Linked DNA regions of Homo sapiens: region 2 is linked to region 1. The links are chromatin contacts, found by Hi-C or POLR2A ChIA-PET in ENCODE. All regions are on one chromosome and are shown on one strand. The core of a region is the stretch at or near the end of the contact, and the rest is flanking DNA. Distances in the headings are between cores, read along the strand shown. Region 1 overlaps RPS6KA2 (ribosomal protein S6 kinase A2). Region 2 holds the start of RAMACL (RNA guanine-7 methyltransferase activating subunit like).

What was found. A loop is a pair of places that touch in the nucleus more often than their neighbours do. ChIA-PET counts read pairs that join two places held with the same protein, here RNA polymerase II (POLR2A). Pooled maps may share reads with other maps.
Region 2: a map with no recorded cell type shows a loop between it and region 1 (6-fold over the local background). The contact joins the promoter of RAMACL here to the enhancer-like site in region 1. A Hi-C loop is called at or near these places in 6 of 168 maps with a recorded cell type or tissue (PC-3, aorta, ascending aorta and 3 more), 18 of 37 single-sample maps with no recorded cell type and 18 of 50 pooled maps. POLR2A ChIA-PET finds 5 or more read pairs at or near these places in 7 of 52 experiments (A549, B cell, MCF 10A and 4 more).

Annotation. Positions count from the first base shown.
Region 1 is chr6:166,539,726-166,544,012 of GRCh38, forward strand. All of the region lies in intron 1 of RPS6KA2 (ribosomal protein S6 kinase A2), which reads right to left. Among named protein-coding and RNA genes, the nearest start is that of MIR1913, 32 kb to the left of the region's middle. RefSeq lists enhancers at 1,505-1,624, 2,215-2,434, 2,605-3,205, 3,553-4,287. Within about 2 kb of position 1,391, at least 8 of the 41 ENCODE cell types and tissues checked have a DNase peak (open chromatin) inside an H3K27ac peak, as active enhancers do; they include B cell, where a contact is called at or near this core.
Region 2 is chr6:166,585,043-166,589,253 of GRCh38, forward strand. It overlaps RAMACL (RNA guanine-7 methyltransferase activating subunit like), which reads right to left and starts at 1,636. Exons shown (of 1, transcript NM_001395999.1): 1 at 1-1,636. The coding sequence starts at 1,435. The coding sequence ends at 1,079. The region is part of intron 1 of RPS6KA2 (ribosomal protein S6 kinase A2); the gene reads right to left. RefSeq lists a silencer at 1,839-1,978 and enhancers at 3,527-3,576, 4,157-4,211.

The sequences.
Region 1 (4,287 bases), core at 141-2,640:
CTTCCCTTGTAAAGGGGTAGGCCATCTGCCCAAGTGCCAGGCCCTGGAAATGGAACACTGGAAAGGAGGTGTTTCTCCCAACATGAGACATTCGAGCCCAACTGTTCCTTGAATTTATCTCTGCATTTCTCTGAGATTTCTGTTCCACTATCTATACATTCGTACACCCCTTTCTACAGTTTTAGCTCGGGGTGAGGGGCTGAAAAACTTCAGAAACTGCTGGCTAAAATGCGCATCCAAAAACAGCAACCAGGAATTGTATGCATAGTGTGCTCTGGGAACCAGGGGCCTCTCATTCCTCATTGCTTCTTTTCATGAAGAAACTGTGAAGTGGAGATTTTCTCCTGAGACTCAGATTACACATTAATAGCTGGAAGTGATAGAGGTGGGCTTCTCATCAAGGACTGACTTCGAAGCCAAGTACTTCCACCCTCTGTTTTACTCTAAGAGTGAAGACTTCCAAATGAAATCACAATAGCAATAACGTACATGACGATGTTTGAAAAATTCAGTTTCTCAAAACGGTTACTTATAAATCTTGCTATTTTACCTCCATGTCACAAATAGAGGCACATGTAAAAGCAGATAAGGTGTCTGAGCCGTGGAAACTCACAGCGGATTAGAGGCCTATGCAGTTATCCATGGCTTTTCCATTCTCAGTTAAAGGAAACACTTTCGTCTCCATATCTTCAAGGATGATTTGCTATTTTTGTAAAAACAGTGGTTTTTTTTTGTTTGTTTGGGAAAACAATGAGTATAGCCAAAATTGACTCTGTTTAATCCATCCTGAAGTTCATATGAGTGCAGTTGGAAGATACAGAATTACAATTTTGTTGCTTCATAATTACTTCTTGAATGAGTAAGTAAAAATGCTAGAGGCACAGCCCAGCCAATGGGCATTATATTTAGATGCTAATTTGTGAGGGGACATCACATTTTAAGCCCTTCCTCCCTTCACAGCACAGGCTTACTAGAATTGCAGGACCATGCTAGCCACCCGAGACTGTGCAGCTTTTGTGGTGAAATCTCCTGGTTTATGGAAAGGGACAGAAAAAAATGAGGCCCTCAGGGATCCACGTGTGTCACTGCCTGTGAGAACCACTACCTTCCACGCGGCTGCTGGAGGTGGCTTCCTGCACAAAAAACAAAGGCAGGAGCCCAAGTTCAAAAAAATTCATCATGGAAACATGTATGCTATCTTTTCCCGTCATTGACCTACGAAAGGAAGAAAGAAATTGCAGACGATTTGTCATTTAAAGAACAACAAAATACTCCTCTTCTGTTACTAAAACACTGTCCTCGCAATGGGTCCATTAACATCCTCTACCTACAGGACTAGCACGCGCATGAGTCATCCAAACCCCAGCCTCCCTCCCAAAATAGCTCCCATCATGCAGCTGTGTTAATGCGACGCCCACACTATGAAAAAAGGAATCACCACCAAAGCACACCCTTCTGTGACTTCATTTTGGTAACGAGAGCATGGCAACGGCCACACTGCAGAACAGAAAGTAAAATTCAACACCGCCCAGAGGTGTGGGGCAGGCGAGGCACGAGCTGGCCAGGGAGGCTTCACACTGCAGCCACCACCCTTTCCTGGGGCACGTTTCCCAGCCCTTGTGTATGTTTCCTAAAGATTTCCAGTTCCTTCCTTTTTCTTCAGCAGCTCTTTGTGGAGGGTCTGAGACCCACAGCTGTGGTGAATGAGCTCATGCAGTCCCATGGGTCCTGGTCCCCTTCACTGCCTTTGTGGGACATGCCTTTGTGGGACTAGGCTCTGAAGCGAGAGTGACAGCATCCGGGCTACTTGGATGCCACCTGGCCATGGACGCTGGCACCTCAGAATTCCCATGGGTGTTCCCCTGCTCCCAGTCAGCCCGTTTTTTAGGCTGGCTTCACGCCTTCCTCAGCACTTCCAAATTGCCATCCCCTGTTGCCTCCCGCCTCCCCGGTCCATGCCACACCCCCACCTCCGTTGCAGAAGTTCACCTTCTTTAGTCATTTCTGTAACGTTTCGAATCAAAGCCTTCGACGCAGATATCTCATAACATTTCAAATTTTGTGCAGATTCTTTCTGTCAAAGTATTGAGAGCAAATGTACCTGAAGTACACACATAATTTCATCTCCTAAAATGACATGAAAAACGCCAGCTTTCTTCCCTAATAATATTGCGATAGAGTTCACTTCTCATTTCAAATCAGTAAGGTTTTTAACCGCAAAGCATCTGAGGCGTCAATGGAAAAAAATCCCCAAGAGCATCACCTTTCAGACTTCAGAGTTCTGCCTTCACAGTGACATTTTAGCTTGAACTTGCTGGAGGATGCTTAACTTTCTTTTTCACTTTCCCCAAAACGAAAACAAAACAAAACAAACAAAGATCTGGTGTTCCATGGACTCGGCGCGCACTCTGGGGTCTGTGTGAATAGGAAACAGCCAGATGAAGCCCCAGCACCATACTCCCGGGCACTGCTGATAACGACCCTCTCTGGACAGCCCTGGTTTCTGGATCCCTTCATGACAACCACCCTAAGGGGCAACTAGCATGAAAATGTTACTCACATTTCATTTTGAAATATGTGCCTTTTCTGTTTTATGAAGCAGGTAATTTTATCTAGAGCTTGATGAGGATTTGCATGCAATGCCTTAGGAAGATCAAGTCTGTTCCTGAATCGGCTGCATCCATGGCAGGAGCATGTGGTTTCCAGCACAGCTACTGTAAACAGTATTTTTAAAGCTAACTTGAGAGCTTTGGGAGGAGGAGCTGGGACGGTGATCAGGTGCTAGCTCCATAAGCAACAATTCCAAACATTTTGTAACGTAAGAAAGAAAAACTAGAGGTATAAACTGTTTAAATGATGTTTGAATGTGACAAATTGTGACAAGGAATTTTTAAAATTCCTGCAGAACTGCACTCAAAATTCCAATGACTGCAGGAAGTCCCGGGCAGGTATTTCAGCAGCTGCTGGGAGCGGCTGGGAAGTGGGAGTGACAGGGAGAAAGATGAGGGCGGTTGGCCACTGGCTCTGCATGCCTCTCTCTGGGCCAAAGTCGCCTTCTTAGGTCATTTCCTCTGCTCTGAATCACCTGCTCTTCATGTCATTAAAGGGATAATATTTATAAAAAGTGCAAATTAAAAGTTGTGGAATATTAATGATAAGGACATAGGAAACAAAATAGGCAAGGGTTCACCTCATTTCCAAAAAAGGAGAGAGGTCATTCTATAAATCGCAGATTCACATGTAGGATATTAATTTCCAGAATAATAACAGAATATATTATTACACAGGTGGTTTATGAAAATGTGGAAAAGAACGTATCTCCAACTCACAGGTCCCATCAAGCCAGCACTGTTCTGCTGCTGACGGCATGAACTCATGAGCAGGTGGACAAGAGCCTGGCTTTGAGGGCAGCTTTGGTGGAGTCCCTCCTGAATCCCAGGTGACAAAGAGGCTGGCATCATATAAACGCTTAATGACAGAGTACCACATCGCAAGTCATTCTCTCAAGGCACAGAACCCGGACACACCTGCCCAGGAACAGTATCGTGTCCTGGAGGTTCTGAACGTATGAATGTTCTATGTTGCCCACCTGCTTCAGAATCACCCCAAGGAACTTGTTAAAATGCAGATTCCAGGCCCTGGGCAAGGCCTTCTTGGTCTGGAATCTCTAAACTTGGCTTCGTCTAGAATCTGACTTTCATTATCTCACCAAAGGTGCCCTTCTCAAGCCATCCAAATCTTACCCATTGCTAAATCGAGTGGCTAAATTTCCATCCTCCATAGCACTGGGCATGGCTATTCACTCCCTCTCACTTGAAACACTCTCTTCACCTGGATTCCAGTACATCCTACTCCCCTGGGTTCGCTCCCACCTCCCCCTCTTTCTGTGTCTGCCAAGGTCACCTTTCCCCTGGGCACAGTCCCTGGCCTTTTGTCTCCATGTAGTTACCCCCTTGGAACCTCGTCCTGTCTCCGGGCTTTATAAACCATGTGAATAAACACTGACAACTCTCAAATCTCAATCTCCAGCAGGGGCTGCTCCCAGAGGTCCAGTTCTAGAGGCCCATCCATCACAGGCAACTGTCCTGAGTGTGTGCACGTGTGTGTGCGCATGTGTACATGTGGAATGCACATACGTGAGTGTGTGTGAGACAGGTCTTGTTCTGGCTTTTTCTCACATTGGGATGGAGCTCCTTAAAGTCCCAGCTTTATGCAGGAAGTGGGGCAAGAGGTCTGCCTGGGGCCAGCCCTGGGATTTGTCACCAGTTCCCCTGCCCTGTGAGGCTG
Region 2 (4,211 bases), core at 386-2,885, 46 kb after region 1:
TGCACCTCTGAGTGCTGAGCACACGTGTGGTGACGATGTTGCTACAACGATGTGGGGTGCAGGAAGCTCGAGTTTCAAAAGAAGATCATAAGTAACACATTTTTCCTTCTAGCCAGAATGCCCTGAAATACATGAAAAAAGATGCAGCTCTGGCTACGTGAAAAAGAGGTAGTGAGTGACTCGGGGCTGGGAAACGAAGCCGTCCTCGCTGGGATGGACTTTCAGTCTCACATCTTCAGCAACTTTAGCTTCTTCATTATGACTTTTTTTCTCTTGAAGATTAAGGAATCGAGGATTGCTGACATGTCTGTATTGATTAGTTATGGTTCTCCACTATGTTTACTGCCATCCTAATTACAGAACCTAATTTTCACATTTACTTATAATTGTGTGCAATTGTCCAGGCTGATCTTTTAAGGTTAAAGAGAAAATCTCAAACATGACATCAAACAAGTCTTTTTTTTTTTTTTTTTTTTTCCTTATTTTACAGCTTTATTACTGATTTCCCTCTAAAAAGAGACTCAAGTGTGGAGCTGACTCATCTATAGATTAAGGAATCACAAAGTACCATAGTCACTTAACAAATGCAAAAAAAAAAAAAAGCAATTGTTTTACCTTTCAACTGCTGATGTTATGTACAATCTATCACAAAAAGCATAGCTGTGCATTCATGAGCTGATTATATCAACCTCTAGAATTTTAGAAACGAGCACATCTAAGCATATGGATACTCTCTTACCTTACAAAGTAAAAGCATTTTCTATTTTAAAATTTTTATTTCTGTGTAAAACAAAGAATTCCTAGAGGTCAAATAATATACCAAACTTAAAGCACTATTAAGTCATGAAACAAAGAAGATTCTGAGGTAGAAGTCAAGCAATATAATCCACAGTTTCAGGTATTCCCAGCAACCATCGCATTTCGCAAGTAAGATCTATTTTTTTTAAAGTCTCAACTTCCAAAAAATCAATAATCCATTCTGTAAAATCAGATGTAAAACTATGACCAACAGAAGACACCCAAACTTTTCTCATGGTAACAGAGTAAATGCTTTTACTAAAAGCTGCCAACATTTCTATCAGTAGTAACCGTAAGGAGGCCGCTGGTTGTAACCATAATGTCCATATTGCTGGGGATAGTAAGGTTCTTGTCTGTGTTGCGGGTAGTTGTTACCCCAGGATCGTCCATGCCACTGATTGGATCGATTGTCACTTGGCCACCCCCATCTGTTGTCCCTGCCTCTGAACTGTCTGTTGTCTTGCAACCGATTGCCTCTGTTTCTTTGGTTCCCACCAGCTCTGCTATTCCATTCCTCAACAATTGGAGGAGACTCAGGAGGGCGTTTCAGGTATTCCTGATACTCCTTGTCATTTTCTGTGAATCTACTAGCAAACATCTCTTCAAAATTTGGAACAGCTTCGGCAGTGTCAGTCATTCTGAAAATCCCAAAGGTTTGAGGCAGCTGTATTGCTTAATGTTTAGGTTGTTTAAATCCGCCAAGGGCTATGTCTATCCAGCTCAGGCCGAACCCCGCCGGCGAGACACTGAGAAGCCCAGGAGAGGTGGCCTCTGGTCCACTACACCGTGGAACTCCAGACCACTCCAGTTCTCCAATGTAACCGAGCGCCTTCCTCTCCAAACAAGTCTTTTAATAAGGCCCATGAACTAGTCCATATATATACCAGAGGAGGAAAGAAAAAGAATGACCACAGTTTATTCTGAAGACATGACAAAGGTAACACACATCAGTTATACACAAAGTCAAATTTCAGCATTACCTCCAGGGCAGAGGGAGCCAACAGCTTTCAGAAATCTCTGCTCCTGCCATAGACTGGGGCTCCCCTCAGCTGCCTCCCAGTGGGGACTACATTACCCAGCCCTCCTTGCAGGCAGGTGTGGTCATGTGACTAGCCCTGGCCAATGGAGTGTGTCTGGATGGTGTACCTTAAAGAAGCAGGTGCTTCTTTCATAGTCTCTTTCCCCCCACAGCTAACTGCAGGCCCTTAGGGCTGGTGGAGCTACAAAGAAGAAGCCTGGGTCCCCCAAATCCCCATGTGGAAGCAAAGTGGCCAGTCATCAGGAACCCTGACATTAGACTAACACATAAGGAAGAAATAATTTTTCTTTTATGAACTCAGGGAAATATTTTCCTGAAACACAAGAGTGCACAGTCCAGAGACCCTGGGTCAGAGCCCTACAGGCCCAAGAAAGGCTTGGTTGGACACTGGCATGGGACAGAGGGAGGCAAGAAAGATGAGATAAGCACAGACTAGAGATTCGTATCTGCTTTTCATAAGTACAAGAGAAATGTACCATCAAAATCAGTTCTAATCACCGTCACTCTAATTGTGTGGCATCAGACAAGCTCCTCACCCGTCCTTGGCCTCAGTTCCCTCCTATGTAGAATGAGGGGGTCCTACCTGGATTAGTGGTTGTGAGAAATAAATGAACCCACGCATGTAAAACTCCCAGAACAGTACCTGGCATAGAGTGGGTTCTCAAAAATAACACTTTAGTTCTTCCTGAATATCTCATGCAGTGATATAACATCTTTCTTGAACGAGTCTGCCCTTTTTGAAGTCTGCCATTGGAAAAAAAAAAGCAAACCAGCATAAAATAAATATTATATATATATATACACACACAAAAATGTAAAATATATAAGTGGATTCAGAAGTAGAAGATGAAGGGCCCACGTCTCTGAAAAGCCACAGCTGAAGGCGCTGAAACTAGCCGTCTGGCCTCACTAGCACAGTGGGTAGAGTCTGACTTCCTGCTGGCTGCTGTCATTCATGGCAGGACTTTCCGGGACTGTGCGCTCTCTGCCCTGTGGGGAAGAACCCCGAGGAGGTGAGAGTGAGACCCTGCGCCCTCCTCACTCACTCAGGTTCCAGCCACAACAGTGAATTTATTTTGTTTTTTATCTGTTTGGCTTATCACATCTGAATGCAAAATATGCAGCATAAAATGAATGAAAATTGAGACCCCAGTGATGGTTAGAGAATTCTCGTATCATGAACTAAAAGTGAACTTCTTTCCAAGAAACAGGGGACCTTCGTTTTGCTCCCCAATGTACACACTGTGCTGGGGTCTGAAGTAAACAAGGCAGGAGCTCAGCTCCATCCCAGGGCCCTCACCCTCCACTGCTCCCTGAGTGTGGTTTAAAAAGAGGAACAAGGACCTCCACAAAGTCAGCTTCACATTCAGCAGGTGGACAGCAGAATCAAATCTCTGCAAAGAAACAGCCTATGAGTGTGTGCAGCTGCTCACAGGCCTAAATTATAATTTCCAGGTGGGGCCAGCGAGTTGCTGCAGGGGTGGCTTTCTGCAGAAAAAATGAGGGGTGGCTGAACTGGATTCCACAGGCCCTAGCCACACAGAGCATCATGCACCTGAACTGGGGGTCTTAGGGGACTCCTCTTGGGCACACGACATCCCTTTGCTGCCTCCTTTCCACAGGGACCCTGCGCTGGGAACTTGCAGCACGTCGCTGAGACACCAGAATCTGGGGAAATTCTGCCTGTCCCCAACCTCTCGCTCTGGCTGATTTTGCCATCTAATTTGTAGCCTTGCATGTACATAATTCCTATTTGTACAGAAAAACAATCAAAGGTGGAACTAGATCGTCTGATCTCAACTCCAGAATGTGGGCTTTATTGCTGCCCTGTAACCTGGGGCTGCTACTCTGCCCTGATGATGGACACAGGGTTCCCGGAAGCTCAGGGCCCGAAGAGAGTCCAGCTGGGCAGTCGCACATGACAGACAGGGTGCGGCAGCCAATGGCCCTCCGTGCTCACTGTCAACCCGGCCAGCAGAGGCCATGCATAGGTGGCCAGGTGCGACTACCTGTGTTCCAGCAAGTAGATGGAAAAGGAACACTGTCGCTTTCTCAGGGCTGACTTCCAAATTGGGGGGAGGAGGAGTGGGTGGTTAAGGGCATCTAGGAGGTGGGTGGCAAGGGAGTGCCCCCGCAGAAAAGGAGGAAGAAGCTCTAAGCCCTTGATGAGTCAGAGCTGAAATTAGTAACATTGGGGTTGCCACTACTCTTTCAAAATTTAAGTCTTTTATAAAAGAGCCCCAGGCTTTCTGGAAACAGGTGGTCAGATTGAAATAAAAATGATGGCTATGGGGCCAGTCTCCTCCTACCACCAGCAAAAGCCAAAAGTGAATTTATGTTTCACAGCCAGTGTGGAGAAAGCGTCTGCTCAACA